Linked DNA regions of Mus musculus: regions 2 and 3 are each linked to region 1. Evidence: chromatin loops called from intact Hi-C (ENCODE). Cell type or tissue: left cerebral cortex. All regions are shown on one strand.

The links. A loop is a pair of places that touch in the nucleus more often than their neighbours do. Peaks named below come from ENCODE experiments on the same cell type or tissue, not always from the same donor. Only the 100,000 strongest peaks of a DNase experiment are listed, where the experiment ranks them.
Region 2: it touches region 1 in a loop (2.4-fold over the local background); 7 of 42 quality-filtered maps call a loop at or near these places.
Region 3: it touches region 1 in a loop (6-fold over the local background); 15 of 42 quality-filtered maps call a loop at or near these places.

Annotation. Positions count from the first base shown.
Region 1 is chr11:45,941,998-45,949,997 of GRCm38, forward strand. It overlaps Lsm11 (U7 snRNP-specific Sm-like protein LSM11), which reads right to left and starts at 2,938. Exons shown (of 4, transcript NM_028185.2): 1 at 2,465-2,938. The coding sequence starts at 2,915. It overlaps Thg1l (tRNA-histidine guanylyltransferase 1-like (S. cerevisiae)), which reads right to left. Exons shown (of 6, transcript NM_001080969.3): 6 at 3,308-6,331. The coding sequence ends at 6,170. In left cerebral cortex, CTCF peaks have their summits at 3,003 (motif pointing right) and 3,205; DNase peaks (open chromatin) are centred at 1,315, 2,067, 2,383, 3,022 and 3 more places; H3K4me3 peaks cover 2,374 bases; H3K27ac peaks cover 2,738 bases.
Region 2 is chr11:46,057,033-46,065,032 of GRCm38, forward strand. Adam19 (a disintegrin and metallopeptidase domain 19 (meltrin beta)) reads left to right here. Exons shown (of 23, transcript NM_009616.4): 2 at 3,891-3,976; 3 at 7,980-8,000. Among named protein-coding and RNA genes, the nearest start is that of Adam19, 5.0 kb to the left of the region's middle. In left cerebral cortex, CTCF peaks have their summits at 3,096 and 6,423 (motif pointing left); DNase peaks (open chromatin) are centred at 100, 3,076, 5,719, 6,229 and 2 more places; H3K4me3 peaks cover 969 bases; H3K27ac peaks cover 2,554 bases.
Region 3 is chr11:46,125,668-46,133,667 of GRCm38, forward strand. Adam19 (a disintegrin and metallopeptidase domain 19 (meltrin beta)) reads left to right here. Exons shown (of 23, transcript NM_009616.4): 12 at 1,579-1,756; 13 at 3,119-3,208; 14 at 5,956-6,151. Among named protein-coding and RNA genes, the nearest start is that of Mir8100, 27 kb to the left of the region's middle. In left cerebral cortex, a CTCF peak has its summit at 3,095 (motif pointing left); a DNase peak (open chromatin) is centred at 3,071.

The DNA.
Region 1 (8,000 bases):
AGTATGTGTGGCACTGTGGGTATGGGCTTTAAGACCCTCATCCTAGCTTCCTGGAAGCCAATATTCTGCTAGCAGCCTTCAAACGAAGATGCAAAACTCTCAGCTCCTCCTGCACCATACCTGCCTAGATGCTGCCATGTTCCAGCCTTGGTGATAATGGACTGGACCTCTAAACCTGTAAGCCAGCCCCAATTAAATGTTGTCCTTATAAGAGTTGCCTTGGTCATGGTGTCTGTTCACAGCACTAAAACCCTAACTAAGTCAGTGGGGAAACTGCTGTCGGGATGTAAACTAATTAATTAATAGAAATAAAACAAAATAAAAAGGGATGCTTACAACAAAGACCTACCACAAAGTTAACTTTCTTCTCTAGTGAGCTTTATCTAACAACGCCTACGCCAAGTACTGTCAGGGAAAGCTGGGTCCTGCAGGCACTCACAAAGATCTCAGTCCAGTGCACAATAAAAAGACGCTCAAGGGCATCGAAGTGGCTTGGTCAAGGTCATTTGCTTAGTCAACAGCTGAGCCAACACTCAGTCCAAGCAGCTACGAGTATCCTGACCTTTAATTATGTCAACCTGAAAATAATAATGACCACCACCTTAACAATGGACAGAAAGTAGTCACTCGGGATGTTGACGAAAACTTCCCAATTAGAGAATGTCACTGTCCTAAATGTTTTCAAATGTTTATGAGTTTAACCCTTACAGAGCCAGACAGTCACTATTACTGCTTTCACTAACCACGTTGGAAAATTCAGGCCCAAGGGTGTAACTTGCCTAAAATAAAACAGTCAGAAATGAGAGATGCCAGTGTTCAAACTTAAGTGAAGCCTATACACTATGAGAAGGGCTAACCTCTGCTATACATAAAGTGTACTGAATAACTTGAGTTTTCAAGATTGTGTAGTCATTCGTGCCCTTCCTTCAAATCCTAACATGGCCCTTGGAGAAACTCCTTAACAAATCTAACCCTGGTGCTTTGGTCACTTGCTTGCTTTCTGGAGGCTATTCTTTGCGGTATCCACCCATCTCTCGCGGTACTCCATCTGCTTCAGGGTTTCAGTGATGAGGGCTAACACCTTGAGTGAGGTCTTAACTCCAGAAATGAACTTAGTCGTGAGAGCCAGGTGGAGCTGGTCCTCTCACAGTCCTGAGAGCACAGGAAACCCAGAACTGCTCTCAAGTGTTTCCCGAGACAATCTTGGTAGCAAGGAGGTAGCAGGAATAAGTGTCACACTCTGAGACTTGGGTGCAATTCAATAACCTCACAGTGGCAACACACATAGGCAAAAAGAAAGTACTGTAGCAGCTTGTTCCAGAGCCAGGCACGCTCTGTCTTTCTGCTCCGGCTGTGAGAGCCAGCTCTGGGAAATCCTGGCTGTGCTGGGAGGATCTGGTACAGTATGCCAGCCCACAAAGGCTCCGGCAGCAGCGCACTGCTTTTCAGGGTCTTTCTCTCTTAATAAACAAATTTCTAGGAACATAACAAAACAAAATCTCTCACTGAGTTCACACCTTCCATTCCAAAAGAAGCCACTTTAACATTGTAACGATTTAATTAGCAGGCTACAGAAGCTATGACTGGCTAAGTAGGTCATTATGTTCACAGGGCAGATGTCATAACTATTTGATATAGCCCTAGGCTGTTTTTATTCCATTTAAACAAGATCTAAATAGCACATTAGAACCTTTGCTGTTTAAGGCTTCATTCATCCTGCGGATCTATTAGGAAGCTGCAAGAAATTCTCTTGTGCCATTTCTACCTTTAGAATTTTAAAACAACCTGCACACAGGGTAACCTGAGCCTGACAGATAGTCCTGCCCCAGCCAGCCAGTAGCTGTAAAACCGCACCTGTGTTTTGGTAGCATTCTGTGTCTGCGGCACTCCAACACTAGTGATTTAATGTGAACACAAGCCGATCAAGTCCCTGCAGCCCAGGCGGAAACGGCACCCCAGGCGGGGCTGTCAGTTCCCATGCTGGGATAGGAGACGTCTCTTGTGCTATTATGTGAACATATCCATCTCCTCACTCTCCACCTGACCCTCAAATCCCACACACCTTCAGACTGGCTGTGCTCCAACACAACTTCTGTACACCTCCTCAACTCCCTGCAGTGGTCCCCAAGACCTCTCATCATTTCTGCAGACCTCTGATGTTCGCCCCATCCCCCCAAACTGTCTACAAGCCCTACAATCGCTCCGTAAGCCTCATCACTACCGCAGCCCCTCTGCAGCTCCTCACTACCTGGGGGACATTCCTCCGGACATGATAGCCTGTGCAGATCTCCCCCACCCCCACCTCATCCCCACCGCCGTGGGTCGTCACTCTCCCTGTTCCTCAACTCGTGCACAGTCTCTGTGACTCACAGGTGACCGTGCCCGCGCCCCCACGGCCCTCGAGACTCCCGCAGACGCCCTTTGCAAGCCCTGCCTAGACCTCCGGCCGCCCCACAGCACTCACAAGGCATCCGCGTAAGCACATTGCGGGGTGCCTTCTTGCTGCGCCCCGGGCCCTGGCGTCGCGCTCCGGCCGTGCCGTCCGTGTCCTCCTTGACCACCATGAGCCGGCGCAGGCGCTGGATGCGCTCGGGATCCGGGGTGGGCGCGGCGCGGCGACGGGCCCTGGACGAGCTCCCGGCTCCCGTGGAGGTTCCGGTGGAGGTTCCCGCCGAGGCCGGCTCCCCCGTGCCCCGAGCCCGACCGCGCCCGGTGCGCCCGCCCTTCAGGAAGCTCTCGTACTCCGCCACGTTGTTGAAGCAGGGCGCGTTGGGGTAGGGAATGGGCGGCAGGCGAGGTGCGTACAAGGCCAGCAGCGGGTCGAAGCTGTAGGAGCTGACGTCCAGCCGCGGGCTGGGCGGGCTGGCTGGGCTGCCGGCGCGAGCCGACCTCGCCCCCCACTCGCGCTCCTCCATGTTTGAAAGGCCCGCAAGCAGAAGCCGATGGGCGGGAGGAAGGAGCCGAGCCGCCAGAGGGCGGCACTGCGCAGCCGCAGCCGCGGCTCAAGGGGACGCACTGCGCAGCCGCGGCCACCAGGGGGCAGCATAGATTCGCTCTGGAGAGCAGCAGGGGGCGTGGCGCAAGGCAGGGGCGTGCTGAGAGGCGTGACCTGCTCAGGCCTCGCTCCGCCTCCACAGACAGCAGACAGGTTGAGGCTGTCCTCTTGACCTTTTTGTTACTAAAGAAGATACTGTTTATTAGTTCTCGTTTCCCTCCCCCATTGATATTAACTATCTCTTCTGAATTTGAGATCTAACGTCAACAAAATATACAAGTAGGGACACATTATTCGAAAACAAAGCCAACATTTTGGAGGCAGTAACAATTAACCATTTATTTAGTAAAACTCACTGATATTCACAGACAGCTTAGAATGGTTGATGCTCCAGACTCGGGGGGTAGACCCCAAGAGCAGCATTTTAAAGTCCCAGGATGTTCTCTGTTGTTCGGCTTGAGCTGGAGGCAAAGGACAGGAAGACAAGACATATCCCATTTTTCATTCCTGTTAAGTATATTCCTGATGTGGATCAGGCTAGCCTGTCTAAGCTCAAATTACTGAGCCTCTTTTGAGTTCTTATTGTCGTCTGAAATATGACAGGAAGGGTACAGAGTATACAGTGGGTGCATGCTAGATGGTTGAGTGCTATAAAAGACGGGTGACTACATCCTCACTTCCTTTCCCTGCCCACTAAGTTTAGAGAACACTTGGTATCAAAGAAAAGAAAACTGACTCCTTGATGTTCTCCTGACTACTGCAAAATCCAAAGAATCAACACTATTTTTTAGCTCTAGTTCAGCAAAAACTCTTTAAGATATATTTCATGTGTATGCTTGTCGGCATGTATGCCTGTGCACTATGAGCAATCAGACATACACACAGAGGCCAGAGAATGCTGGATCCCCTGAGTTGTGCTCGTTGTGAGCTACCATGTGGGTTCTGGGTCTTCCTTCGGAAGAATAGCCATCTCTTCAACCCCAAAGGAATGGTTTTAAAAGTGAGACTCCTGGAGGTAAGTCCCTCCCCATCCAGCATAGCTGTCTTGCTTCTTGCCATCTCCAGCCACACAAGTCATTCTCCGAAGTGCCACCACCTTCTCAAAGTATCAACCGGCATTCAGCCCGCGCTAGCTGCTTTGGGGTCTTCTTTACTTTCTGTAAGTTTGAAAATGTGGCCCAAAAGAACACTTGACTATCTTTAAGACAGAGATGAAACTTAGCACACTGCCACCACCGTGTGAGCTGCATCGTAGGAGGGAAACACACAGACGAAATAAAGAGCAAGCTTTGGGTAGGTAATGGTACTTGATGACACTTGTGTTCAACCCCGGTTTATTGCTTTAAAAATCCCCTGCCTGCATGAAAACTTCCAGCACCATTCAATGACTGAAAACTTCCAGCACCATTCAATGACTATCTCAGGGCATGCCCAGAGGGAGACTTCCCTGGATCTGAAAGCACACACTTTCTCCAGCGGTTGTCAATGAAACTTGGGTCTTTATTCCCTACTTGGCCAATTTTGATATAACATGCTATCAACCTACCATTAAGTTAAATTTGCTCATCAGGAGCTAATGATCTTACTGCCTCTCTAGTATGCTGAGGGAATTGCTTGCCCAAAGTGCTATAATGTTCATAGCTGTGTATCAGAAACATTTGGGCTTTTAAAAAAATCACTGAAGAGTCCCAAACATCCACATGGATATCTTACATTGGCACTTTCAAATTCAACATTCAAATGAACATTTTAAAAAAATGTACCCAGAGGTCTCTGGATGTCTGCTATGTGGGGACATGCATCCTAGCTTAAGACAAACACACAAGTTAAACTCATTCTGTAGGAACCAATTAAGTAGGCCAAGGAGCTGAAGTCTTTATTATACTTTTTTTTCCTCTTAAAAAGATTTTAGCAGTTACCAAACATGAGCTCTATTGCTTCTTCCTGGGGAGAGGGGAGAATGGGAAGGAAAAACACCGGCATCGGCAGATGGAGTGTCAATTAGTGAGGGATGAGGCCAGACGCTGCTCTTTCAAAAATACATTTTCTTCTTGGCTGAAAATCCTGTAAATGCAAGACCAGGCAGCAGCAGGACACGGGTTGTCTTTTAATTAATTCCTAATGGAGCCAAATAAACTTTTCCCTCTAAGATATGAAACAGGGTCAAGGGAAATCATGATTTCCCCACTGAGTTCAACACCTTGGGAACAAATGCCTTCCCATCCCCACTCTCTGCCCCTTGCCAGTTCCCATCCTGCCATTGGTGGGAGGAGCTATTTAAAAACCTCTGCAATCACCAGTGACCCCAAGCCCGACTCGACTCCTTTTTGAGAGCCTTGCCATGTCATGCAGTTTGGCTTCAAATATTTGGCTTCTCCATCCTCATTCACATTCGCATTCACACACACACACACACACACACACTTCCCTCTTGGATGTACACACATATACCTTCCTAAAATACCTTTTCTTAAAGAGAGTTAAGCGACTGGAAACTATGTTGTTCGGTAAGAGATGTCAATGATTATGGTAACAATTCCAGAAAAATCAATCCTGGAATGGTGCAGGATCCCCAAACCATTCCTCCTGTGTTCAGTTCAGGCAAAGCTGCCACCCTGGGAACTGGCACAGAGTCTTGAGTGTTCCCTGGGATTTCTCAATCTGGAGGCATTGTGCAGGCAGCAACCCATATTTAACTGCATGCCAAAAGATAACTGCAAGCAGTTGGGTGTGAGAAGTGGGGTTTTTTAGTCGCTGCATTTGCTAGTTAAGTGGGTGAGGGTAAAGTTTGGGCTCCTCTTTATCAGAGGTGGAAAGAGGTGACAGTTTTTTGTAAGGCTTATACCACAGCTAAAAATGACTCCTCCAGCAAAGTATGAATAGTTTCTTTATAAAAATAGGACCATGATTTTGAAAAGAGCCAAAGAAGTCATGTTCTAACACAGTTTTCTTTTTTTTTTTAAAAAAAAAAAAAAAAAAAAAAAAAGGTGTTCTGCTTAAGCAGAACAAGATACACCACCCCCATATATCCCTCCTTCATCTGTCTCCACCCATCTCCAGTCATGTCCTTCCTTACAGTGTTCTTGGGACCAGGAGTGCTTGAACCACCTAGGGTTAGGGGGAGACTCGGGGAGCCTTGTGTGATTAAGCATGCTAGAACTGCAGAGCGTGAGGTCAGTTCTCTTCCGCCAGAATCTCTGGGTGTTCCTTCCAGAAGGCATCCCCAATAAGATCACAGTTCAAGGCCACCACCCGGGTTCTGGTCCGAGCCACGGCCTTCTTTTCCCCTTCCATTTCTGCTGGCAGCCTGACTTCTTGTGTTCTGACTTCTTCCACCTATAGACAAAAGACAGAACAGGGACAATGTTGAGAGAGAGAGAGAAATAGGAATGCAAAAAGAATTATGGGAGAAATTCACCTTTTTTGTTGATATGCCACTGACTGTTGGTGTTTTATGTAATGGCAGGGTAGCCATCTCTCTAGGTAGAAATACATTTAGTCTGGCATGGAACACGCACCTTTAATCCCAGTACTTAGGAGGGAGGCAGATTTTTAATGGGTTCAAGGCTAGCCCTTGAACAGTGAGTTTCAGGCCAGCCAGCATTACACAGTGAAACTCTGTCTCAAAAACTAACAGAATCAACCAGCACGGTTAGTGCTGTGGCTGCAGATCTGTGGTAGAGTTCCTCTCTAGCATATGTGAAGCCCTGGGTTGGCCCTTGGCAACACGAAATTTTCAACAAGTCTTGGGAAAAGGTTACTTTACTGTATTTTGAAAAGTGATTGTGATGGTCAGTTTTTATGTCACCTTGCCATAAATTAGAATCATCTGAATAGGAGGACTCAACTGAAGAATCTTCCAGATTGTTTTGATATTGAAGACCCACTCAAGGTGTGCACAATGTCCTCTGGTACCAGAACCAGTTTCCATTGCTGACTAAGGACCAGCAAGCCTCCCAGGTTTGCAGTGCCAGACTGGGACTACTGAGCTACCCAGTCTGGTGGACTATGCAGGTCCAGGGTTCTCTGCCTATCTAGTGTGACACAGCCCCTGAGGGATGTCTGCAATTGCTGAGGCCTAAAAACAAGGCAACTAATGGGTTCTTACCCTCTTAGGTGAGAGACAACTGTTTTACCATTTTAGTCTAAGTCGATTTAATTAATTAATATATATACATACACACACATAAGTACATATAGATAAATACTTATATAAATATATGTTTCTATTCATCCTATTGTTCTGTTTCTACAGAGGCACCAACTAATACAATGGACTTGGGAACAAAGAATAGTCTTCTTTTTATAGTTTGCAATAACTACAGAACTAAAGGTAACTTTCCTCTGCCTGGATTAAGTACTCAAGGCTGTACTAAAGAACAAGCGAGGTAATAAGCGAACTGAGATTGCCAGGGGGGTGTGTTCTGGCTCTCAAGGGGCCCTTTAATCCTTGAAAGCACTCATTCATAAAAAACTAACACGAAAAGAAATGAATTTAAAGAAATAATTATGCCTACAGGCTGACGGCTGAGAAAACTATGGTGGAATTACGTATAGAGGCATCCCAGAATATTAAGGTAAGTATGAATTTCTGGGAAATCTAATAAAGTCGCTCAAAGTCAGAGTTTCTGATCTGTTCCCTCTATGCCTGTTTTACGGTATCTCTCAGCACTAAGAACGTCAGCTGTCCTGAGGGGATAAACCATGTAACGGTTCACCCAGCATGGGAAAAAGTTGTTGTTTTTTTTAATGTTTTATGAATGCAAGGTAGGTGTGCCACATGCACATTGTGCCCGAGGAGGTCAGGAGGAAGTGTTGGACTTCCTGGGACTGGAGTTACAAATGGTTCTGAGTCACCATGTGGGTGCTGGGAACTGAACCCATGTCCTCTGGAAAGGAGCAAGTGGTCTTAACTGCTGGGCCATCTCTCCAGCTCTATACTCTACCCATGAAAAGGGTTTATTTGATATGGGGACACAGAAAACAAGTGCACAAATGTAAAATT
Region 2 (8,000 bases), 120 kb after region 1:
GGACGCTGGATAATGCCTATTTCTCACAACTGTTTTCCCAGGCACCGCTCCCTCCCGGGCCGCATCCCTCAGAGGTTCTCATAGGATTTCGCGGAAGGGACGGTCCCGGAGGGGCAATGCCTGGCTTCTGTCATCTTGACCCGGGAGAGCTTATTTAGCCTTAGCTCTGAGGCAGCTGGAGAGCTGGGCTGACTCCAGACGGTCGCGGGTGCTTGCTGTACCAACCGTCAGCGTTTTTAAATCAAGCTAACGACGCCCTAGTGTACGGGCTGGGCAGGCTGCAGCCCCCGCCCCATCCCTGCAAGAACCTGACCCGAGGGTTTCCTCCACTCAACGCTCCAGCTCCTTTGCCTTGGATAGGAGAAGGCTCTTCCTTTTGTTGGGGTGTGGGGTTCCTCGGGGAAGAGGGAGCCAGGTCCTGTTCGAGTCTGATTTTCCAGCCTACCATTTGCACAGAAGAAAGACAGGAAAGTAAACTTCACGGGATCTGGAGGCCTTGAGAACAGTCAGTGAGGTAGAGTGACTGCAGACCCGGGGAGAAAGCAAAATCTACGAGTTGTAAAGTGACCCATGATCCCCAAATGAGCAGTTGCTATTAATATTTTCCTTTCCCCCTTCCTGTCCTTCTATGACTATATACTGATGAATCTGGAATCGTACCATTCATACACTTTAAAAGGTGCTTCCCAAATCATGACATCTCCCAAAACTATGATTTTAATGGCTCTAAGTTCTACCAAGAGACCACAGAAATATAATTTCCTCAAAGTTAAACTCCTGGCTCTTATACAAATGTGACGAAGATTTTTTTTTCTTTCATTTATGAAGTGGCCAAAGCAGCTGCTAAAGCTGGTCAAAAGCATCAACATAATCAATATCAACATAATCAATACCAACATAATCAATATCAACATAAACAATATCCCCGGTGATACAGGGAGTGGCATAGGGAATTCCTTTGGGTGAGACAGAATCAAGCAGTTGTTGGTTCTCCCTCTCCTATTCCTGAAGTCACTTGCATCTTTGTCTGTCACAGGCGTGCAGTTAATGTTAAACTTCACCGAATACAGGCCATCCCACCGAAAGCAAACAAGTGAGCCAGAGATAACATTCTCTTACCCTTTGTTAAGTGACGCTCCAGGTCTGACACTGAAAGCTTGATCCCACGTGCTCTGGCCTTATTTTCAAGTTGTGAGCAACCCTTCTCCAGTTACGTTGCCTTACGTGTACTTAAACTGGACTGTGTGTAAAGAGATTGCCCTCAGTGCTTTTCACCATCCGAGACCTTTTGTCGTTCTCTTCTATCCTGTACAGCTCCTTTTGTTTAAGAGTCTAGATCCATCAGTCTCTGTAGAGGACTATGTCTCACTTGTTCCCTCATGAACATTAAGCACCTAGCGTAGTAGCATAGGGTTAAGAACTCAGGATGTTTTGGGTAAATAATGTAAATGTATCTATCTCTTCTGATTTGTACCAGTGTAAACAAAACCAATAAGACTTTTTTTAAGGATACATTTTGATTGCAAATATATCATATTTTTGAAAAGGAATTTAATCAGTGGTAATCCAACACTTTTTTGTTTGTTTTGGGGTTTGGGTTTTGGAATGTTGTTTGTTTGAGACAAGGTTTCTTTATGTATCCTTGGCTGTCCAGGAACTAGGTCTGTAGACCAGGCTCCCTTTAACTCGGAGATCTTCCTACCTCTGCCTCCTGAGTACTGGAATTGAAGGCCTGCGCCACCACTGCCTGGCTCCAGCTACCTTTTTTTAAAATTTTTTTTTTGGGGGGGGGGCTTTTCGAGACAGGGTTTCTCTGTGTAGCCCTGGCTGTCCTGGAACTCACTTTGTAGACCAGGCTGGCCTCAAACTCAGAAATCCGCCTGCCTCTGCCTCTCAAGTGCTGGGATTAAAGGCGTGTGCCACCATGCCTGGCAGAACCTTTTTTTTTTTTTTTTAATTTAATTCTTCTCTGGGACAGGATGCTGTGTAGGTGGATGCTGTCTCAGAGATCTCTAGATAGCCAAGATGGCCTTAGACCTCTAGTTGTCTTGCTGGAATTACAGATGTTTGCCACAAAAGCTCAGTCATCTTTTAATCCCTCCTGCGGTTGATGAGGCTGAGTTAGAAGGAACAGAACACAGGGTTCCTTGGTGACATCTCTGGGAGTCTTCAGATCTACTCAGTTTCAGAGATGTAATTTGCTTAGGGATCAGGAAATTCTTATCTTTTAAAAGATGACCTGTAGGGCTGGTGAGATGGCTCAGCGGTTAAGATTGCCGACTGCTCTTCCAAAGGTCCTGAGTTCAAATCCCAGCAACCACATGGTGGCTCACAACCATCTGTAACGAAATCTGATGCTCTCTTCTCGAGTGTCTGAAGACAGCTACAGTGTACTTACATATAATAAATAAATAAATAAATAAATAAATATTTTTTTAAAAAAAGATGACCTGTAAGTAGTGTTGAGGTCTTCCATTCTTGAACATGGCTCTTCTGTGGCTTAGGCTTCTTTTCTCAGGAATTTGCTGCCTACCTCTATCAGTCCCACTATGTCAACTCGGGATATCTTAATGGGGAATTTCCTTCACTCTACGACAAACTCATAGACCCATTCCCAAGCCCTTTTAGTTGAGGAAATGAAAATTCACAGCAACCCATTCCCAAGCCCTTTTAGTTGAGGAAATGAAAATTCACAGCAACACTGACAGGAACTGAGGCTGGAGAGATGGTTTAGCAGTTAAGAGCACTTGCTGTTCTTGATAGAACCCAGGTGTGTAGGATAAGAAAAAAACTGGAGGTGAGAAGGTTTGGAACTAAGGAAGTGAAATATAACTTCGAATTCAACACTTGGAAGGTTAAGTTAAGGTTAACAATTTGCAAGTGAATGGTAATGGTTGGGAGGCGAAGAAGTCACCTTTACCTCTGGCCCTCCCAGGGAGGTGAGTGTCACTTCCAAGGGGGAAATTAAAGCTCTTTGGTAACAAACCTGAGCTCACACCCTTCTGCATCTCCTCAGCACCTCACCACATCATCACCTTCCAGGATGCTATCCAAGTTAGAGCCACATCTTCTCTCACCAGAGCTCCGGTGCGCCCCCTAGCTTTGCTGCCACCCTTTCTGCTTCTCCTCTGTCCTTGTCCCCTACTCCCTATTCTCCCAGCAGGCAGGGTCACCTTTCAAAACAAAAACAAAACCAATACAGATCATACTGCTCTTGTGGGGCTTTTTTTTTTTCTCTAAAGACATCAAAACCTTCCAGGTAATGAAACCCAGACCCTGCTCATGCCTCTATGTTATTACAACCACAGCCGTCTCACTTAGCATATATATTTCTTACCAACATCCTCTGAGTTACCCACCCTTGCTTAGCATATTTACCAATGTCCCCTGACTTTGTAGGCTATTTCTCCTTCCTGCGTGTGCCTTAGCGAGCCCGGGCCCACGTCTACAGTTGACACTCTTTACTCTTCCCCAGATTTTTGCATAAATGGCTTCCTCTGGTCCCTCAGGTCTTAAACATCATCACACTGGCCATCCTGTTTAAAACAGGAACCCTGCCAGCTTCCCTTTATCCTGTGGCACAATCTTATTATTCCCCCCCCCCACCCCCCCCAGGGCTGTTAAGTAGCACCTGAGAATCTTTGCTTATTTCCTGACTCTTCACGGGGGACACAGACCTTGTTTGCCTAGCCTTTATCACTTTGTCACCAAGGCCCAGTGGCGCCCAGCAGGTCTTCTGAGACCACTGGGAGGAGCATTTTCCAGGAAGCAATGACTGCCTCAGAAGTGCTTTGGAGCACCACTTGGGCTTCTGAACACCATGCCTGCTCCTGAGTGCCCGAGATGTGGAGGTTGGGTTTTCTTATGGTTATGTTGTCTTGTGTTGGCAGGAGGAAGCCAAGAAGGTAGCCCTCCGCTACAGCATGAACTCATAATACCTCAGTGGCGGACTTCAGAAAGCCCTGGGAGAGGAAAGGTAAGATGTCCAAGCTCCTTGGAGAAGCAGGAATGACAGTTCCTCTAGCTGTGTCAACTTAGGATATCTTAGCGGGGACTTTCCTTCACTCTATGACGAACTCGTAGACCCATTCCCAAGCCCTTGTAGTTGAGGAAATGAAAATTCACAGTAACACACGAACTGGGCTGGAGAGATGGTTTAGCAGTTAAGAGCACTTGCTGTTCTTGATAGAACTGGGGTTCAGGTCCAAGCATCCAGAGGATGGTTCACAATCATCTGTAACTCCAGTTCCAGGAGATGCCTCTGAGGGCACCGGGCATGCATATGGTGCTCATACATATATGTAGGCAAAACACTCATGTGTGCACACACACACACACACACACACACACACACACACACACCCCTACACACACACATACACACACACACACACACACCCCTACACACACACACACACACACACACACACACACACACACACACACAGAGTCTTTTAGAAATACACAGATTACGTGCAAATGTGTGAATTTGCCATAGATCTTGATTGGACTTTTTCTTTTTTTGGTTTTTCTGTCTTTCTGTTTTCTGAGACAGGTTCTCTGAAATCCTGTCTCCATCTCCTGGATCTAGGCTTGAAGGCATAGTCTAGGGTGTCATCATGTGCCGAGCCCAGTTCTCTTTTGAGGCAGTCTCCAGTGTAGCTTAGGCTGACCTGTATGTAAATCTTAATCTACCTGCTTCCATTTCGAAAATGCAAAGATCACACTGTGTGTCATGGGTACCCAGCGATTTTCTTTTTCTCTTTTCTTTTTTTATTTTTATTTTTTGTTAATAAGAGGCAAGATAGGGAGCTAGGATTAGGTTATATATCTCAAAATATCTTCCTGATTCCTTGGCCCAGAGCAGTAGCAAAATACACAGATGTTGCCAAGACAGTCAGAACATGGTCCACCAAGCAGACTCATATTGAGGATGTTCTCAAAAGGGAAATATGGTAGTTGCGTGACAGTAACGTCTTATGTGACTTTCTACTTTACTTGAGCTTCCTCATTTACAAATCCAGTTTTAGTGGGAATAAAGAGGAACAGAGATGTGGAGAAGGGCTAACTTTCTTTTTCAGCGGGACCTTTTATGTGTCCTACTCTGGCCTCTAAGTGGAGACTATGCTGCTTCACCTTCCCAGTCCTAGCACTGCATGGATAAGCACTGTGCCCACTTTGAAGGACTCGTTTCTATGATCTCTTAGGGGCCAAATGGCCTGTGGTTTATTGGGCAACAGATAGGAGCAAGATTAAAGCCAGGGAAGGAAGTGTCAGGAAAGACTTCAGACAATTGTGGCCCTGGAATCTGGAAAGATAAACAGATGAGAAACACCCAGAATTCCTTAAGTGACTGTAGAGTCATGCAGACATGTCCCCCAAGTTCACCGCTTGGGCTTAGTAAGAGAACTTAAAAGCAGGACAATAAAAGTTGGGAACATTTTACCCGAAAAGCAAAGAAAAAAAAATCATGAACTCATTTCATCCTAAAGTAGGAAAGGCTGAAAATAGCCTTAAGGAAATGCTAGACAAATTAATGGATGGCCGTTCTCAGGCAGATTATTTTTTTTAAGTGTAAGGTCTTGTATATTTCATCCACTACCATTATTGCCGAAGAATGGATATGATCCTTTTTATAGAGGTTCCTTTGTTACCTCCAGATGTTGGATGTTGGGCATCCTCAGGAAGGATCCGAGAAACAAAGCGGAGGACCAGATCCTGTCATTGTTCCCAGCCATTGTCTACTCAGAATGTGGCTCATTGTATTCTACAAGGATCAGCAGCCCAGTGCCTGGCACTATAAATATATGGAGAGAGGGAGAGAGAGAGAGAGAGAGAGAGAGAGAGAGGGAGAGAGAGAGAGAGAGAGAGAGGGAGAGGAGTGTGTTAGTTTACTCTGATTCTTATTTGCATCTGAATAATTCATTGATTTATTAGACATCGCTTAGACACTGACTGTATATGAAGTCTAATAGAGATTTTTGAGGATGATGCATATACACAGGACAAGCTTGTCCCAGATGGTGTGTAGCTGTTTAATTTTGCCCTCAACAGAAGGGATTTGGGGGTCTCTCAGGGACGTGTGAGCATTGGGGTCACCTTCCAGTGCTTCCTCAGGCCCTGTTGGAGTTCCAGGAGGGAAGCTGTCCGTAGGCGAGCTGGACAGGGAAGCTCCGGAGAGCTGAGAAATGCAGTTTCACTGTTGTGTTGTGCTGGATCTGTTCCCTAGAAACAGGGAACATCTGATTTTAAACCTCTGTGTCTGAGCACACTCCAGAAACAGAGAGAAGTACTTTTGGATCACCTAAATAAAAATAAATATTAGCTCTCATGTGTCAAGTAATGTCTCTGTGGGGGGCACATGGTATCACTTGCTCAGTGCCAAGATTCTTTTTTCCGTGTGGCCCGTCACATGGGTGCCACCTTCAGGCCAGGGTAAGGACTTGTTTGACTTCTGTAGTCATGTGCTCAAATGCCCACAGGGGCTGTGCGTCCTTGATTCTCAATGTGACTGGGCAGGGCTCTCACTCCAAAAGTCCCCAGGGCAAAACCACAAGTGGGAGCCACCAGCCACTTGCCGAATTAGTGCTTCAGAATTAGGGAAGGGAGTGCCTGGGCACCCATCTGTCTCCCTGCCTCCTGAATATCGAATGCCCCCTCTTAAGATGAGGCAACAGGATTAACTGGGTATTGGACCAGGTACCTGACTGGAATGTTCTTATCTCATCTGAGGCTTTGGTGGTCTTGAAGTCTGAAGCCAAGATCCCAGTTGGGGATGAGTGGAGCAGGGGTTAAGAGAACGAATGTGATTGGGCTGTGGGTGTGGCTCAGTTTGTACTGAGCTTGCCTGAGGTCCTGGGTATCTCGCACAGTCCACACTTATACAGAAAAAGAAGAAGGATGTAGGAAGTGTCACTGGCTCCTTATATTGCCATAGTTAGCTTAAAGATTTTTTTAAATTTTGGTCCATGTTGTCAAATTATTTTTCAAATGGTTCCAGTTAAATTTTTCAGACAGAGGATCTCAGGGTGACCATTTTAAAGTATGTTCCACACAGCACTGCGATTCACAGTTTTAAATGGACTATGTCACTTTTGATTTTTCTTAGGCTATCCTCTTTTTTAAAATACTCTCTCTCTCTCTCTCTCTCTCTCTCTCTCTCTCTCTCTCTCTCTCTCCCTCCCTCCCTCCCTCCCTCCATGAGAGAGGACAGTGCTTACTGATGATGCTCAGCACTGCTCTTCAGGTTTATTGGCCATTTGCATGTTTTAGATGATCTGTGCTGGGTGTATGGTGTGTTTGGCCATTGACAAACTGCTTATGTGTAAGATACATCTGACTCGACTTACTATACAACTCTAATTTGTGAGGCTTTAGCTACCACCCCTTTGATGATTGGAGTGTCCAAATTGAGGCCCAAATAAAAGAAAGCAAAATATAAAAGAACTCACTTGGGTGTTTTTTTAAAGATGATAGCCAGTGTAAGATTGACAGCTTCCTTTGAACTAGGCACTGTGATACATCATTTACCTTCATTTATTTGTTCCTCTAGTCCTTAAGGATCCTCAGAAGGTTGGTTATTACCATACCATCTCATAGAAGAGTAAAGAGAGATGTAGGGAGGCTGGGTGACGGTCCAGGGTCCCACAATTACAGGTGACATCCTGTACACACACTGATCCAGGGTCTGACTCTCCAGGGAATTTACTTCTGAGAACCTTCATAAGACTGCAGTACACCTGCTCAGCCTTGGACCTCAGCTTGAGTGTCTGTCTCTCCTCTGCTTCTGGGAGAAAGCAGATGGGGAAGATTCGGGTTGTTTGGGGACTGAGGTCACTTCACGCTGGAAAGGCTGGTGACCTTTCCTCGCTGGCTTCCGGAGGATCCCTGTGCTGGCACCATGTCAGATCCGGTGCTGGGGCCCTGGGAGCCTGGGTCCCTGCTTCCAGGAACTGACACGTTTTTATTGTTGTTTTTAGCATCCACTCAGAGCAGAGCTC
Region 3 (8,000 bases), 180 kb after region 1:
AACCAGAGCTTTTGGAAGAGGGTTATCTTGTTCCTGAATGCATACATCATGCCATTCTTCAGGACTTGAGCCACTCCCTGGAAGGCAATGTAGTAGGATCCTTATTACACCCCTTCATTCCAAACCACTAGGGTTTGCTTGTGCTTCCCAGAGAATGGTGGTTCAATGCAGCCTTCTCGTTCATAGTGCTAGTGTTTGCTCGCTACTTCCTGACTACCGTGACTCCAAAGGATGGCAGTGACATGCGGGATATGACATGCGGCATAACTTTTGAGTTTGAGTTCATGGTTAAGCCCACCCCTTTCTCAGCCAATCCCAATAGAGTGTGTGTAGACAAATGGGCGACAGCTAAATTCATGACTACTCTAGCTGTTTTTTAAGTTATTCACACACTGTCATAGCTGAATGGTTAGTAGCAAAGTCCTTGGGGACCTACTGTAGTACTGAAAGAAGCCCTCAATGTTTAACCTTTCGTTGTTTTAGAGACTTAAGGGCAGGGCTTTACCAGGGTCTCTTTACAGACCCATGTTGTGATATAGAAGTTTTCCCATATTTACATCTTGTGAGGTATTTCTCTGTGGTTTTCCTACATACATCTGTGATCTATGATGAGTTTAATGTATAAAGCAGGCACAGTCAGAGGTTAAAAACACCAACTCATAATAAACTAGAGCATTTGAAATAGTGATGATGATAATAAAAATATATTGGTCCGTTTTGAATGTTTCAACTCAATAGTTTCAGATCTCTGTTGACTAGGGGTAACCAAAACCAGGGCTGGCAGCTACGAATAAGGAACCGGCTGCACTTTTCGTTTCCATAGGTGCAGGCGACTGGAGCTTTCGTACATACTACCGTGATAAAGCCCACACATTTGGGTGTTGGGCAGTAGAGTTGGCTATGAAAACAGAGATCAGCCCCTGAGTGAATTAAATCTGTGGTCTTGGGCTTTCTGGTTCTGTTTTTTGTCATGAGAAGATAAATACCCATCTGATGTGTTCAGCTTTCAGTATGAAAACCTGTCTTTTTTTTTTCATTTTTTAAAATTAGACATTTTCTTTATTTACATTTCAAATGTTATCCTCTTTCCCCCCTCCCCCTGCTCACCAACCTACCCACTCCCACTTCCCTGTCCTGGCATTCCCCTACACTGGGGCATCAAGCCTTCACAGAACCAAGGGCTTCTCCTCCCATTGATGTCCCACAAGCCATCCGCTGCTACACATGCAGCTGGAGCCATGGGTCCTTCCATGTGTACTCTTTGGTTGGTGGGAAACCTGTCTTAATGTACCTCTCACCCTTTACCTACCTCAGCTTCCTCACTGAAAAGACAGAAATGACTGTTCTGTTTCTCAACTGCCTTTTTCATTTTTAAGAAAAACATAACGGTGTGGCCTATTCATCATCTCATGGTTCAGGGTGAAAGAATTCTAAGTTGGTGTACTGATGAATGTCCTGGTGAGGCAGAGGGCGTGTGTAGGGTTTTCATCCAAGTGAACTAAGCCTCTTGAGTGGCAGGCAGGACAGCAAGCTGTCGGTGTGCTTCAGCTCCGCTAACGCCTCCTTCTTCTCTGTCAGGCACCCTTTCCCCAAAGTGTTCAGTTGGTGTAACAGGAAGGAGCTGGACAGGTATCTGCAGACAGGAGGAGGGATGTGTCTCTCCAACATGCCGGACACTAGGACGCTGTATGGAGGCCGGAGGTGTGGCAACGGGTACCTGGAAGACGGTGAAGAATGTGACTGTGGAGAAGAGGAGGTAAGTGTCAGGACCTTACTAGAGAGAGGGACGAATCTGTATTGTCTTCAGAGCTTAAGGACATTTGAAAGCACAATGTGACAGATAAGTTCCTATCAAAAGGACAATGCGGTCCTTCCTATGGAAAGGACAAAGGGACAGATTTTTCCCAGTTGCCAGCACTTCTTACACATGACTACCGAAGGCCCTCTGTGTGTCAGAGGCAGACAGTGAGTCTGCCAGGTGGACCGTTTCGATGGCCTCTGCAGCTGTGGTCAGGACAGTCCTATCCAGGATCAGGGTGGAGCCCCTTTGAGCAGCTGCTCTAGCCACAGACCATGATCCCAGGGCACGTAGCTCTCTCTCCTCCTCCCCAGAGGAGCCCCAGATGGCGTCTTTGGCCCTCCAGCTGCACTGAATTTATTTCTGGAGGCCACACAGCTGGATGAGCTCATGACCATGAGCCTGGTGAGGAGCCCTAACCCAAGCTCGTGCTGTCCAGCCCGGAGAAGAGAAGATTTGAAGGGAGTGTTGGAAGTACTGTCAGGTCAGGGGAGATCTGCCGAGAAAGGAGAAGCAGAACTCTTGGTGGATAGTCCTCTCCTCCTATCAGGGCTTCAGAGCGAGTGTGGAGAGCGCACACCCTAGCTCTGTCATCTTTATTAGAAGGATGTTTTTCTGAAAAAGAAGAAGAAGAAGAAGAAGGAAAGCAGAACTATATTGTTTCGTGTCTATTTTTTGAAGATCAGAAAGTATGTTAACCCATGCTTGACAGTTAGTGAACTGTAAGTAAGCAGTGTGTAGCTATGGGACTGAGGTAGCCATATTACTCTCCATGTCGAGATGCCCTCTTGTTTTTATTTTGCACGTATTTCATGTGTGTTTGTGTGCGTATGTTCCCCCTCTCCAACTTCACCACCTGGCATTCAGGGACCAAACTCGGGCTGTCAGGCTTGGCACCAAGTGCCTTCACCCACTGAGCCATGTTGTGACCTTCTTTTAAAACTCTAACCCTGTAATTTTCAGAATAAAAGAACTAGTGAAAGACCAATGAACTAAAAGTGAGGGTCAGCCCTGGCCTTTCAGCATAGGGAGAGTCCTTTGAAGGGTGACGGGCATGGTGGACTTTGCAAGCTCAGTATGACCACATAAGTATGGGATAATACCTACTCGAAATCACCACGTAGTCCCATTTACATTGTGGTGTCTCCGAGGATGGAGCACTTGTGTCTTTTCTCTTACAGATACTCATTACCTTAGTAAAGAAGTGCAAGTGATGCTCTAGGGAACGGGAAGCAGAGCGCGCCAGGCAGGCCGGGGAATGGAGGTGGCAAGGGCGCCCCCTGCTGGGCTCTGACTCTTGCCCTTCTGCTGCCTTTGTAGGAATGTAAGAACCCTTGCTGCAATGCCTCCAACTGCACTCTGAAGGAAGGGGCAGAGTGTGCCCATGGTTCCTGCTGCCACCAGTGCAAGGTAAGTGTCTCCTTTCCTCTGCCTCAGGCTTTGAGGTGACAGCCTAGTGGGTGGCGGCTGGGTTTCAGCCTGCATCAAAAATTTCAGACACAGGGCCGGGGAGGGTGGTTCTTATCACTGGCCACTTGTGGTAAGAATCCATGCTTTCATGCTCAGGGCTCTGGATTCAACCCCATCACTGGGAGGAAGAGAAGGGAGAAAGGGTGGGTGTGTGTTAGATATTTGGAACTGAGAATGTCCCTTTAACTAAGCCTACCAATTTTCTATCCTGGGCCTCATTATGCTCAAATCACCTCATATACATATAAATACATATACACATATATATCCTATATTAAGATATGAATATATAAATATGTCACTAATATATATATAAATATATAAGCAGAAATATAAATAAAAATATACATATGTATGTACGTATAAAATCAAAATAAAGATATATACACATATAACTGTGTATATATCTTTTTATTTAAATAGTTGATATATCTGATATAGGGCTATATACATACATATATATGTGCATTTGTAGATATATGTACATATATCTTTATTTTGATTTTATATGTATGTGTATATATATATGCATGTGTATATATATGTGTGTGTGAATATATGTATATGTATGTATATTCTTTTATTTTGAGACAAGACCTCACTAAATTGCTCAGGGTGGCTTTGAACTTGCTCTGGAGTCCAGGCAAGTGCTGACATCATCTCCCAGGAGAGATCTAAGGCACCAGGCCCAGTGAGACTTCATTTTTCCTTGAACACATGAAAAAGCAAACCCTGATTCTGATGAACATAAATGGCCATCGTGGTGGATGTCGGGCACCAGGAGGAGAATTTTATATGCTAACTGACTCAGTCTTCCCCACAGCCCCATGGGGTACACATTACTGCCTCTGTTTTAAGGTGAGGAAAATGGGTCATTAGGAGATGGGTGGTGTCAGGACCTGAACCCAAGTTCTCCCTGACTCTGAAGCATGCATTCTTAATATCAATGCGGAAAATAATCTATTACCATTAATAGTCATATAGCACTGAATTTGAGAACTTCTTTTTTGGGGGGTGGGGTTTCGAGACAGGGTTTCTCTGTGTAGCCCTGGCTGTCCTGGGACTCACTTTCTAGACCAGGCTGGCCTCGAACTCAGAAATCTACCTGCCTCTGCCTCCCGAGTGCTGGGATTAAAGGCATGCGCCACCACGCCTGGCTTGAGAACTTCTTAATCCAAATCTGACAAGTCAGGAAGTCCCAAAATATATAAATAAAAAAATTAACAGATTTGGTGATAAAATCTGACCTAAATGGATATCAGACTAATTATAGTTTTTATAAAAAGATTACCTAAAATAACTTTATTTCATCATAATATACCATATATTAATATTTTTGGTTATAAAGCTTATCCTGAGCCTTGTTAAAGGTTATGTAGTATATATTTTTATAATTATACACATCTATCATATTCATATAGATTTGTTAGATGCACACACTATTATGATATTTGAACTTTTGAGTTATTAACCTGAAACTCTGAGTACTAGAGAAGTTTGAGTATGGAGCTGTGGCCTGTCCCACCCTCAGCTTGGCGAGCGCACACAGTGCTCACGTGTTGTTCAAGTACCCTACTGAGCATGCTTGCTCTTAGCAGCCAGAGAGAGGGCTGGGATCTGGAATCATGGGCAAACAAGAACCAAAGGTCAAACGCACAGTAGGACTTGGCTCAGTAGAACTTGGACACCTTCTGTTTTGACATGGAAGCCCCCAGGGAGGCTATGCTGAGTTGAGTTCTTCAAGTCTCAGACCAAGGCTGGAGAATAAGCACGGAGTGACCTTTCACTCAACTCCAGGATTTCAGACTGAGCCTCTCAAAGGATTCCTTGACTTAAAGCGCTACCTGTGTGAACTTGGGGAATTTTTAAACTGCCGGAGTCTCAGCTCTGTCTACACACCCGCATGAGCATCAGAAATGCTGATATAAAGTAGCTATATCAGTTTCATGGACATTGTGAGGGGCAGATGAGAGAAGTATTTGGATAACAGTCAGCCCCATGCTCTGCATACCACTGAGGGTGTGCTGTTTAGAGCCACAAGCTGGATGTAGTGAGACATGTCTACAGTTCTGCTATTCCAGAGGCTTAGCCAGGAGGATTGCCCTGAGTTCAAGGCCAGTCTGTGTTAAATAATGGGTTTGAGGCTAGTTTCAAGAACAAACCAAGAAGTTGTAAACTTACATGAACAAAGCAGTAATGTTGTAAATTGAAAATCTACATGAATGCCAATTTTCTGTGTGTGGGTATATGCATGTATGCATGTAGGCATGTACCCTTATCAGGAAACTGGTCTGCCACATACCACGTGACTTTGAATATATTATGTCTTGCTCCTTTAGTTATATAAGACTATAATGCAAACTAATAAAGTCGTAGTGACACTTAAGTGAAAGATGGTTGTAATGGCAGAGAGAAAACTATAGATTGTTAGAGAAACATTATTTCTCAACTGCTGTGGGAAGGAATTGCGTTGAGTTGGTCCATGTGGGTACAAGTTTGAAGGAACTCAGTCACTGTTTATGCGAAGGCCGACGATGGCTTGAGCTCATTGAAGTCGTGTGATAAGTGCGGTGATAACAAGGTCGTCAAAACTGTTTTCCACAGATAGGATGTTCATGAGCTCTTGGCTGAAAGGGTTGGGGGCAGGGAAGAAATGACTACTCTTCTCTTCTCATTCCTCTACCTAGCTGGTGGCTCCTGGAACCCAGTGTCGGGAGCAGGTTCGGCAATGTGACCTCCCCGAGTTCTGCACCGGCAAGTCTCCCCACTGCCCCACCAACTATTATCAGATGGATGGCACCCCCTGCGAGGGTGGCCAGGCCTACTGCTACAACGGCATGTGCCTCACTTACCAGGAACAGTGCCAGCAGCTGTGGGGACCTGGTAAGAGCCCTCCTGGATGGAGAGCATGGTCTCTTCCGCCCACCACCTCTGAGCCTGTCTCCCCGCTGGCCCTTTAGCTTGGCCTAGAACACCTTCAAATACCACATCTCATGCTCTTAGCTCAAGAGTGACAGTATTTCTCATATTCCCTTGAAGCTTTTAGTTCTAACACTGGACAGACAGTTAATAGTACTCCCTCCCCAACACACCAATGAAGCAGAAATGGAGAATAAAAGAAAATGAAAAAGACCCTTAAGCTACAAAAAATGTTTAGCTTCAGTCATATTGAGAGAAAGCAAATTGAAACTACCATCAAGTGGGGTTTTTTCATGGATCAGATCTCAAAGACAGCAGTGATATAGTAATAACAACAACCATCCTAATATATTAGCATGGAGGGTATGTCTTAGTCAGGGTTTGTATTACTGCACAAAACATCATGACCAAGAAGAAAGTTGGGGAGGAAAGGGTTTATTCAGCTTACACTTCCATACTGCTGTTCATCACCAAAGGAAGTCAGGACGTGAACTCACACAGGGCAGGAACCTGGAGGCAGGAGCTGATACAGAGGCCATGGAGGGATATTTCTTACTGACTTGCTTCCCCTGGCTTGCTCAGCCTGCTTCCTTATAGAACCCAGGACCACCAGCCCAGGGATGGCACCACCCACAATGGGCCCTCCCATCCTTGATCATTACTTGAGAAAATGTCTTACAGCTGGATCTCATGGAGGCATTTCCTCAAGGGAGGCTCCTTTCTCTGTGATAACTCCAGCATGTGGTTTTGACACACAAAACCAGCCAGTATGGAAAGACCAATGTAGAAAGCATTTTAGAGATAGCAAAAATTTTAATGTATTTACCAGTTCCATTAATTACATTAGGCTTAAATTGTTTTCCACTTACCCTTTTTTTTTTTCTGAGAAGTTTTTACATGGCATGGAACAATTTGTGAGTATATAAAAGTAGGTATATACAGCAAACATTTATTGATAATAAATCACAAGGAAATTTATTTTAAAATAATCTTTCATATATAATTTTACCAAAGCAAATGTATACTTTGACAAATCGGTGTGTTTGTTTGGTTTTTTTTTTTTTTTTTTTTTTACATAGAGAATTAAGTCTTGGCTAAATGGTTGAAAGTGCAGGACATAGAGGGTCTGAAACAGTTTTCAGAGTTGGCTGATTTTATAGTTGTCAGGGATGGGAACACCAACCCACATCGATATGTGGTGTAAAAGTGATAGAAGTATGTTTAGGGCCTTACCAGAAATGGTTGGAAATTCTAATCTGACACCAAATCATGATTCGTTCAGTGACTTTTATCTTTATTTTTTTGAGACAGGGACAGGGACAGGGACTTTATTTTTTGAGACAGTGTGTGTGGCCTGCTTGCCTGAAACTTACTACGTAATCCAGGCTGGCTTGCAACTCCTAGAGATCTACCTGCCTCTTCCTCTCTAGTGCTAGGATTAAAGGCAGGCACCACACTCAGCTAGTGTTTTGTTGTTGTTGTTGTTGTTTTGTTTGTTTTAATGGAACTGAAGTCAGGAACGCAAACAGCAATTTTATAAATCAAACTTTCTAACATAATATTAACATTAATCTGAAGTTTATCTGCTGAGGAATGACAGTAGGGAAAACATTTTTTGTTTTCTTTAATGAATCCATTGCATAAGAGACAACATACATACAACAAAAATATAACCAGTCATAATATAAAGTAGCCTCAAGTCTGAGCTTGTCTCAGTAGCATTCATTTGTTGTGTGCATCTGTGTTGAAAGCCAAGCTGTAGTAAAGTCACGTGACACTTGGCATGGGTGAACTCTGAATTCATGACACATTC